Linked DNA regions of Homo sapiens: region 1 is linked to region 2. A link is a loop called in an ENCODE intact Hi-C map of the cell type or tissue named here. Cell type or tissue: dorsolateral prefrontal cortex. All regions are shown on one strand. Each heading gives the region's core, and the rest is flanking DNA. Links, peaks and the distances in the headings are about the cores only.

The links. Hi-C counts contacts between places; a loop is a spot of excess contacts. Peaks named below come from ENCODE experiments on the same cell type or tissue, not always from the same donor. Only the 100,000 strongest peaks of a DNase experiment are listed, where the experiment ranks them.
Region 1: a loop joins it to region 2, with 2.6 times the contacts of the local background. A loop is called at or near these places in 3 of 110 quality-filtered maps.

Annotation. Positions count from the first base shown.
Region 1 is chr7:157,154,379-157,159,765 of GRCh38, reverse strand. All of the region lies in intron 1 of UBE3C (ubiquitin protein ligase E3C), which reads right to left. Among named protein-coding and RNA genes, the nearest start is that of UBE3C, 18 kb to the right of the region's middle. In dorsolateral prefrontal cortex, for the core only: no CTCF peak of the experiment used is centred there; no DNase peak of the experiment used is centred there; H3K27ac peaks cover 1,512 bases.
Region 2 is chr7:157,221,761-157,227,147 of GRCh38, reverse strand. It overlaps UBE3C (ubiquitin protein ligase E3C), which reads right to left. Exons shown (of 23, transcript NM_014671.3): 16 at 3,797-3,894; 17 at 1,609-1,741. Among named protein-coding and RNA genes, the nearest start is that of UBE3C, 86 kb to the right of the region's middle. In dorsolateral prefrontal cortex, for the core only: a CTCF peak has its summit at 2,266 (motif pointing right); no DNase peak of the experiment used is centred there.

The DNA of each region.
Region 1 (5,387 bases), core at 302-5,301, 68 kb after region 2:
CTGCAACCTCCGCCGCCGGGATTACCATGTGCCACCACGCTCGGCTGTTTCTGTATTTTTAGTAGAGACAAGGTTTCACCATGTTGGTCAGGCTGGTCTCAAACTCCTGACCTCAAGTGATCCACCCGTCTCAGCCTCCCAAAGTGCTGGTATTACAGGCATGAGCCATCGCACCCAGCTGCAAATGGTATTTAATCACGTTCTCTGATACAACTGGATTCTGAAAAGGAATTCCTAACCAAAATGCCATTTTGCTTTAACAAACTTTTGCTTCAAGAAACCATCCACAGTCTGATCTTTTGAATGTGTCCTTTTACTTGGTAATATTCACATATTAATAAAACAGGGTAGGGGGAGACTGTCTTTATCCATTCACCGCCACCAACTGGTTTAGGAAAACATTCATGGAGACCTTTAATCCTAATTCTGTTTTTTTTTTTTAATCTTTTCTTTTTTTCCCCACATGCCTGCTGTGTCAAATACTCCTAACTTTGTAAATGCCATATTCAAAATACTTTTTTCAAGTTTTCCACAATTCTTTCCTCCACAATCATGGTGTGTATGCCATGGTGAAAGTTTGACTCCACAAAGATGTGACACTCTTCTTGAGATAACAGTCAAGGAGAGAGAGACTTTCCTACCTACAAGCTTTCAGGATGAAGGAGAAGTGGGTGCTGGTAGTTACCGCCCATGACTTCACAAGGCTAGAGAATTAAGTCTCCGCCTTTCACAGGAGTGATTATTTCACACTCTATTGATAACGGACTTAATATCCCCGCATACATGAGACTAGTAGGACTGTGTTTTCAATACAAAAAGGGAGCAGACTTTAGTTCTGGTAGTTTCTGGTGCTGGAGCACAATGGACCAAATTCTCATATTAACCCAAGACACCATCTCTGCTTTTACCATTCAACACACTTGGAGTCTATGTTGTCATTTGTCATAAAATCAACAATAGATTTTAAAGCATTTCTTCTAATTGACGAGCTAGAAAAAAAACGTCCCCATGGGCTTGTCTATTCAGCTCATGCCTGACAAAGCAAAGGATTAGCTGAGTTCAGAGTATCAGTGGGCTCATCAGTCTCTAGTGAACAGAACCAAGTTTGTCTTCCCCAGGAAAATAACAGCTGCTCAATGTATTTGTCCCTATCTAAAAATGGACAATGAGCTAAATCATTAGACAAAGGAATCTTGTCCATTATTTTATTTGCTTTGTGACTAATCATCACTTTTAATCACAGCTTTGGCAGCAGCTTCCCACTTGGCCAATTAGCAGCTCTAGCCTTTGTGATTAAATACAACGCACAGATGCAGTGTTCTCTACACCGGTCCTGCCACTCTGTGCATCTACTTTCAACCTGTTTGTTCCCAAAAGTTTAACAGGTTTTGGGTGCTATGGCTTACGGTTTCAAAATAAAGTATGAGTGCATGGTTTCACACTGGAATTTGGCATGTAATAGAATAGGTTCCCTCTCTCGGCCAGTCCATGAAAAACTGGTTTTCAAAAGGCTTCATTATATTTGTGTTTCCTTTGAATTTTCTTCGCAGCCTCCAAGTTAAAGCTGACTCTAGGGCCAGGCACAGTGGCTCACACTTGTAATTCCATCACTTTGGGAGGCTGAGGCAGGAGATCACTGGAAGCCAAGAGTTTGAGACCAGCCTGGGCCATGAAACAAGGCTCCCTTTACAGGAAAAAAAAAAAAAAAAAAAAAAGGAAAAAAGAGTGTACAGATTGGGTCTCACCATGTTTATATGTATCTCTCTCTCTCTCTCTCTATATATATATATATCTATATATATCTGTTGCCCAGGCTGGAGTGCAGTGGCACGATCTTGGCTCACTGCAACCTCCGCCTCCCAGGTTCAAGCAATTCTCCTGCCTCGGCCTCCAAGTAGCTGGGATTACAGGCTTCCACCACCATGCCTGGCTAATTTTTGTGCTGTTTTTCAAAGTAGAGACCAGGTTTCACCACGTTGGCCAGGCTGGTCTCAAACTGTTGACCTCAGGTGATCCACCCACCTTGGCCTCCCAAAGTGCTAGAATTACAGGCATGAGCTACCACGCCCAGCCACCATGTTATATTTTAATGGTCATTTAGGTTGTTTTCAGTTTTTGGCTAATTCAAATAAAACTGCAGTGGATATCCTTGCAAATGTGTCAGTAATGTCTGCAGGTTAAATTTCTTTGTAGGTCAAAGGCTATGTGCATTTGAATTTTAATGAATATTTCCAAATTGCCCTCCAAGGAGATCATGTCAATGTATGAAAAGTGACTGCTGTCCCTTGTCTTCACCTGCACAGTGCAGCGTCTAACTTTTTATGTTTCCACAGTTTGAATCATTTAATTTTTTCATTTGATTATCTTTTCATCTTGTTCTACAAATAATCATTTTCATGATGCTACAAATATTCCCTTTGTTACTCTTTAACCTTGGTTATGATATTTTTATGTGTACAAAGTTTTAATTCTTAATGTAGTCAAATTTCTCGCTTAAGAATTCAGTAGCTGCAGCTTAGGATTATATGCACAGCATGGACTATTACCGTCCACATCACTAGCATGGATTTCTGTATATTGAATTTTTTAATTCATTGTTGCAGGTTTATTTTTAATAGTATGCTGAAATTTCACTTTCAGAAGCTGACACTTACTAGTGTGAGCCACATGCTGATATTCATAATTGTGAATTAGGATCATGCCTACACCTTTATTTTTTCCTCCTACCGCCTGGGCCGGACATGAGTTTTTAAAAGGGTAATTTAAAAAGTCTAATGATGAAGACTCTTATAACTGAAGACATTAACTATAAATAAGGCTGTCTTCACATATAATAAGGACCACATTAATAACTCACTGGAGTCAGCTTTATTTTTTTGGCTGCTGAAAATTATAGGGCATTCACTACATGGAATATCATATAGCTCTTTAAAGGAATGTGGTAGATCTATCTACTGATCAGGAACTGTCTCCGAGAGTATTATTAAGGGGGACAGGAGAAGTACAGCAATCTGTTTAATATGCTCTAGCTTGTGTTTTTTTTTTTTTTTTTAAAAAGAAGGGAATTTACACACCTATATGATTATGTATGTAGAGAACAGCTCTGACAGGATGTGTAAAAATCCCAAAATAGAGTGTGAATGTAAGGATTAAAGAATTGGGGCCGGATGCGGTGCTCATGCCTGTAACGCTAGCAGTTTTGGAGGCCAGGGTAGTGGATCACTTGAGGTTAGGAGTTCAAGACCAGCCCAGCCAACGTAGTGAAACCCTGTCTCTATGAAAAATACAAAAATTAGCCGGGGGTGGTGACATGCGCCTGTAGTCCCAGCTACTTGAAAGGCTGAGGCACAAGAATCACTTGAACCTGGGAGGTGGAGGCTGCAGTGAGCCGAGATCATGCCACTGCACTCCAGCCCAGGTGACAGAGCAGGACTCTGTCTCAAAAAAAAAAAAAAAAAAAAAAAAGAACTGGGGGTGTGAGGAGTGGAGGTGAAAGGCTCTAGTATTTTATTTGACTGTTTACATTCCCATCTGAATGATCACCCATGTACTTATAATATTTTCTCACTTTTAAACAAAGTAGTAACAAAGCAATATGAGAACAAGTTCTAAAAACAGCTCAATATAATGAGGAACAAGTTCACCACTGAGTGGCTGGGAGGAAAGGGGCAAATAAGGTACCAGGAGAAAGCAGTTTGATTTTGAAAAAGGACTGAACTTCCTATTGATTAACAAGTTTTTGGTTTCAATTTATTGTACTCATAGTTGAAAACATCCTTATCTTTCAAATTATGCAGATGTAGAACCCGTAAGGATGCCTAGTAGCAGTTACAGACAAGGTCCATCAAACACCCAAAGGGTCTCTGAAACGACCGAGGCCATCGTCCTGACAGCGTGCACGCTCCCTGCTGTAACTACCCACCAATGTGAAATCCACAGTGAGCACAGCCAACTGCTCTGGGTGCCTGTGGAGCTTTAGGTACTATCGTTATCTTCTCTGAACATTAAATATGACCAAATCTTACAAATGCCATTTACCAAGGTGATTTTCTTTTCGTTTTGTCTTACCAAGATGATTTCAAATGGGGGGAAAATGCTTTCTTCACTAAATAAATTTAGTGGTAACAAAGTTTATTCTTTATTTGAAATAGTAAAGCGTACACAGTTTAAATCAGATTTCATTAAACCCTCAGAATAAAATTTTTATGTTAAAAAACTAGAGTGAATGTCAAAGTAAATTTAAGTAACTTCCAAAAGACCACATGCCCAAATTAACTGCTAACCATTTACAGAACGATTGTTAGCATGTTTGTAAATATCTTGATTTAAAAAAAACCCCAAAAAACTGTGAGGTTTTTGTTTCACCTATTTGGCTTATCTTCCATTAACAATTTACTCCATTTACACAGAATTATCAGCTTCACATCTGTTTCAGTTCAGTATTTTCTGGCTCTCAGGCACTAACATAATGCTAGCCATTTTATACACTTCAAAGAACATTGCCTTTGAGTAAAGGAAAATGTTAAAAGTTAACATTTGTGAGTAATGCATAAGCTACAATGTGTGTGTGTGCGTGTGGAGGGGGTGGGATTCTTTTTTGCAGACCTACATGAAATAAGAATCTCTATGAAAATATGAGAACCGCCAATTTCACAAATGCAAAACATACTTACAGGTGCATCATCATCAGCCACTAAAAATCATATTTATAAAACATAATGCACAAGATGATGCAAGTTCAAAAGAAAGTTTTTAAAATGCTAGGAAAATATTTGACCATTTACCATCACAAAGATGGGGAAAAAAACTGACTATGCATTAACAGCATTTCATTTCTAAGGGATGGGTAGGGTTCCAATAGGTAATTATTAAATACATTTCAGTATAGCCTACATTTCCAATTATAAATATTATTTTACAATCACAAGAGCTCATTTTTAAAAATAAAGTCTGACTACAACCAGTTATAGATTTCTTTGTTCCTTCTCCACTCCTTCTGCTTCACTTGACTAGAGAAAAAATGAAGTATCCAATGCAAAACGCAATCATTTAAATATCACAATATACGCCAAGAGACTTTCTTTTCTTACCTCAGAATTGTGTGGTAAATAAGGCACTATTTTAATAGCAAAACTCTAAAGACAATTTATATGTATCCATTGATAGGAAAGTGGTTATATTAAGTATCAAACTATGCTATGGAGTATTATATACCATGAAAAATAACAAATATAAAGATGCCGATATGGAATCACTAAGATATTTTGTTGAGGTGAAAAAGCAATATGATCTCTCATTTTAACTGAAAATGAGAGGGGAGGACATGTTTATGTTTAGACTTGTTCTGAGAGGATACTGAGAAAATAATGGTGGGAAGTTAGGGGATT
Region 2 (5,387 bases), core at 147-5,146:
TTTTCCCCTGGGATTCAATCACAAATTGAATAAGCATCTACTGAGCATCAGCTGTGTACACCAAATAAACAATTCCATCCCAAGCTGTAAAGACCTCCAGGGTCAAGTGGGAGAGATGAACGTGAAATCTGCTAATAAAAATACAATGTAAGAACTATTAGAATTGATTTATAAGGTACTGTGGGACCCCAAAACATCTCTCAATTAGACGATTAGTTAGATTAGGAGTCAAAGTACCTAGTCTCATCTCATTCACACCAAATACTCTGAAAACACAATCTGCTAGGCAAGACAAACCTGGCCCTGTGGAGAGGCCACAGCCTGCATGCAGACCTAAGTTTACTCGGTCTCAGCTGATGACACTCGGCATCAGAGGGCCATGGCAAGGATTCAATGGCAACGGTAAATTGTGTAAAAAAAAAAAAAAAGCTTGAAATAGAGTAAGGAAACAACTGATGTCAGCTTTCCTCCACTGTTCCAACATTATGATAAAATTAGTTCTTTATGTAAGCAATAAAAATTATTAGAAATCAGGTTTCATTTCCTTAGAAGAAAATTAAGTTGCTCCCCTAGAGGAAAAGGCAATTGTCATTTCACATTGGACAACTCATCACCTTCCAAAAGCTGGGTAAGATGATTTCATTTTTAATTTTAGATCCAGCCTAAACTTTCATTTTAATCCCCTCGGCATTGACCAACATGGAATTAATGTATTACCATAAGCACAATATTTGGAAGTTAAAACTGCTAATATATTAGAGGTTAATAGCACACGAACTTTCAAGACTGAGTATCAAATATGAACATACGACGAAACGTGCCAGTGAGCTCCAAATGCTATCACAGTATAATTCTCCTTTACTAACGGCAGTGTCATTGGAGCACACTTATCTTTTCATAAGAAACTTGGATTGCAATGGCACTTATTTTAATATGTTTAATTTGGCTTACAATTTGTGATTTCATATAAATATTTATACAAAAACGCAGAATATAAATGGCTACCATCGAGATTTTTAGAACAACAGCTTGCAAACTAAATTTTAGGGGCAGACAACAGGAGGTGGGGAACTGGTTACTTTCTTGCCCTTTAAAAATAATTAATATTTTTTAAAGGCTTCTGTTGTAGTAACTGTCAATTTTAGAAATATTACTTGATAACATGTCTCCCAAATCTGACTTGCTACACTTTTTTTTGGAGACTGGGTCTGGCTCTACTGCCAAGGCCTGAGCAGTAGCACAATCAGAGTTCGACTGCAGCCTTCACTTCCCAGGCTCAAGCCATCCTCCCGCCTCAGCCTTTTGCAGAGCAGGGACAACAGGGGCACGCTAACACATCCAGATAAGCTCACTTTTTTTGTTGTTGAGGCAGGGTCTCAGTATGTTGCCCAGGCTGGCCTCTAACTCCTGAGCACAAGCAATCCTCTCACCTCAGCCTCCCAAAGTGCTGGGATTATAGGTGTGAGCTGCCATGCCCAGCCTCACATTTCAGTTTTTAAGTCATTATGGAACAAGATGATGGACACTAATTTTTAAAGAACCACCATTTTCTAAAACAATTCCCTAGCCTCCACCTGCCAAATAATACACAGAAAGAATTATATATACCATTTTCTGGAGAAAGTTTGTCATAAGCATCTTCATAAATGTAATTTCTTCTTATTGTGACATTAATTCCATCCAGAAATGGACCATCTCCTTGAACTTCTTGCTTATCTGCATAAATCAACCTCTGAAAGATCTAACAAACAAGGAAAGCTGTAAGGTTATTAGAAACAAAAGACCTCTTACAACCTACCAAAGAATAAACTGCTAAATCTTATCTTTTGTATCTTCATAAATTCTGAAATAAATGCTAATAGTCAAGGTATCAAATCTTGATTTTTATCAATAAATGTATAGATAATATATAATGTATATCATATTTAAATATTTCTAAAGCTGCTCCTTTGCCCAGTTTAAAATAAATTTTAAAAATCCGGCCAGGCACATTGGCTCATGCCTGTAATCCCAGCTACTTGGGAGGCTGAGGCACGAGAATCTTGTGAACCCGGGAGGCAGAGGTTGCAGGCGCCACTGCACTCAGGCCTGGGTGACAGAGTGAATCTCTGTCTCAAAAATAAAATAAAATTAAAATTTAAACCCCTTGCGATAGAATATTTTCATTTATAAATCCTTTATAAAAACTTAGGTAGTGAGGAAAGAACAGCTTTGTAAAAAGCTGTATACTAACACTAGTAGAAATATCTCTGACAAAATTCAAATAATTTTTTGATGTTAAAAATCCAGTAGAGGGAGCTCAGGAATTATGTGAGTGAGTGAGTGAGTGAGTGGGAGAGAGAGAGAGAGAGAGAGTGTGTGTGTGTGTGTGTACGCACGTGCAGGGAGGGTTTAGTAAAGGGACATGAACAGCTTCAAAAGAAACTCTTTTGTTCACCATGCAAATAGAGTGTATAGGCCTAAAAAATACACTCTTGAAGCCATTACTGAAGAACGGAACCAAGTAATCTTTAGAAATTTGGTAAAAATAGTTGACAAATAAAAACAAAACATTTTAAAATTTGGAAACATATATAAACAAAGTTTTGTACATCAAAGACACCAGACAAGGAATTAAGATATTTGTCCATTTCTTTTTTTATAAAAAGTAAAGTGGCTGGGCGCGGTGGCTCATGCCTGTAATTTCAGCACTTTGGGAGGCTGGGGCAGGCAGATCACGAGGTCAGGAGATCGAGACCATCCTGGCTAACACGGCGAAACCCCGTCTCTACTGAAAATACAAAAAATTAGCCAGGCATGGTGGCACGTGCCTGTAGTCCTAGCTACTTGGGAGGCTGAAGCAGGAGAATCGCTTGAATCCGGGAGGCGGAGGTTGCAGTGAGCCAAGATCGCGCCTCTGCACTCCAGCCTGGGCGACAGAGGACACTCCATCTCAAAAAAAATAAAAAACAAAAAAAATAAAGTAGTGTTTCCAGGCCAGGTGTAGTGGCTGATGCCTGTAATCCCAGCACTTTAGCAGGTCAAGGTGAGATGGTGGCTTGCGCCCAGGAGTTTGAGGCTGCTGTGAGCTATGATCACAGCACTGCTTTCTAGCCCAGGTGACAGAGTGAGATCCTGTCTCAGAAAAAAAAAAACATCGTTTCTGATAAATAAACGTGAATGTACAGAAGCATATCTTCACAAAAAATTTGCTTTTTCAAAAACAATGCAAAGTTTCTTCCCCCCTTTGAGATAGGTTCTGGCTTTGTTGCCCAGGCTGGAGTGTACTGGCACGATCTTGGCTCACTGCAACCTCTGCCTCCTAGGCTCAAATGATCCTCCTACCTCAGCATCCCAAGTAGCTGGGACTACAGGTACATGCCACCACGCCCAACTAACTTTTGTATTCTTTGTAGAGACAGGGTTTCACTATGTTTCCCAGGCTGGTCTTAAACTCATGGGCTCGATCCACCTGCCTCGGCCTCCCAAAGTGCTGGGATTACAGGCATGAGCCACTGTACCTGGCCAAATAATGCAAAATTTAATAGAGAAAAATGACGTTAGACCCTCATTATAAGAAATCTATAGTGTTTACTGGCTTTCAATCAGTTGTAACTAAGAAAATACTTTCAGTTTGTAAAAAGAGGTATCTGGTTGGGTTTTATAAATCATTCTTAGCTATTTCAGCCTAATGAGAAAAGTATGTTATGTAATCAGCCAGGCACTAGGCACCTTTAGAGATTTCTCTGGTGGGTGTGTGTTAATTTCTTAACACTAATATGATACGTAGTGACAATAAAGAAGCCAAATTGCATACCTTTACTCGTTCCTCAAATGGAACCACAAAAGGCAACTCTGTCAGGACAGCAAGCTGTCTTTCCTCAGACACAGACAGCGGCGGGGACTCCAAACCCACTAAAACACATTTTAAAACCTTAATTAGTTCACTTGTACTTTCCCCTGCATTCCCACTGACAATTCTTAAGGTGAAGATTCTTGAAATCATCCTGATTAACTCATTTATCTAAATCCAGTTCCATGAACACATCCCCGCCTCAGGCAGACCCATGAGCCATGCACAGTGCAGGATCAGCACAGTAGCTCCCCGAACACATAACTTGATCGAATATTAAAGATGTCCTAATCAAGGACTACACTTCCACTCCAGCTGTCTAGCACGTCTCAAGTGCACAGCTAGCCCTAGCACTGGCGGTGAGGCCCGAATGCAGCCAGATCCAGCAGTGGGCGGTGCCCTGGCCACCCCCGACCACCTTCGTGCCCTTTCCCTCCTACTATGGCAACAAAGTTCCTCCCAGACCAGGCGTGTGTGCATGAGATGGTGCCTGGGAGAAGGCTGTATACACAGTAGGCCCCAGGCAGTATTTCATGAATAAACACATATCCCATTCCTTTCCAACAATAAATCGTAACTTGGCCTCTTAAAACTCATTTCAAGGAGCTGGGGATGGCAGCTTATGCCTGTAATCCCAGGCTGAGGCGAGAGCATCCCTTGAGCTCAGGAGTTTGAGAAACTGAGCATCACAGAGAGACCTTGCCTCTACGAAGAAAATTTTTTTAAAAATTAGCTGGGCATGGTGGCACGCGCCTATAGTCCCAGCTACTCAGGAGGCTGAGGTGGGAGAACTGCCTGAGACTGCAGAGTTCAAGGCTGCAGTGAGCTGTGATTGCACCATTGCACTCCAGCCTGGTGACACACTGAGACCCTGCCTCAAAAAAGAAAGAAAGAAAAAAAAAAAGTAAAGTGTTAGGTGAAGGTATCTTAGACATCATATCAAAAGCACAATTTCATTAAAGAAAAAAATGGTAAATGGGATTCTATCAAAATTTAAAACTTCTCCTCCTTGAAAGACACTGCTAAGAAAAGAAAAAGACAAGCCACAGATTGGGACAAAATATTTGCAAATCACATATCTGATAAACTATATCCAGAATAGCTTTATAACTCTCAAAATTCAATAACTAAAAAACATGTTCACAGGCAGTGTGCAGTGGCTCACACCTGTAATCGTAGTACTTTGGGAGGCCAAGGTGGGAAGATCCCTTGAGCCCAGGAGTTAAAGGCCAGCCTGGGCAACACATGGAGATTCCATCTCTACAAAAAAATTAAAAAATTGGCCAGGTGTGGTGGCACACGCCTGTGGTCACAACTACTTTGGAAGCTACGGCAGGAAGATCGCTGAAGCCCAGGAAGTCAAGGCTGCAGTGAGCCGTGATTGCGCCTCTGCACTCCAGCCTGAGCACACAGTGAGACCCTGTCTCCAAAAAAACAAAAAACAACCAAGAAAACACAACAAAAAAACAAATTCATGAAAAAGATGCTGAATATCATTAGTCGGCTGGTAGACACAAATTAAAACCACAAGAAGATACCATTTCCCACCTTTTAC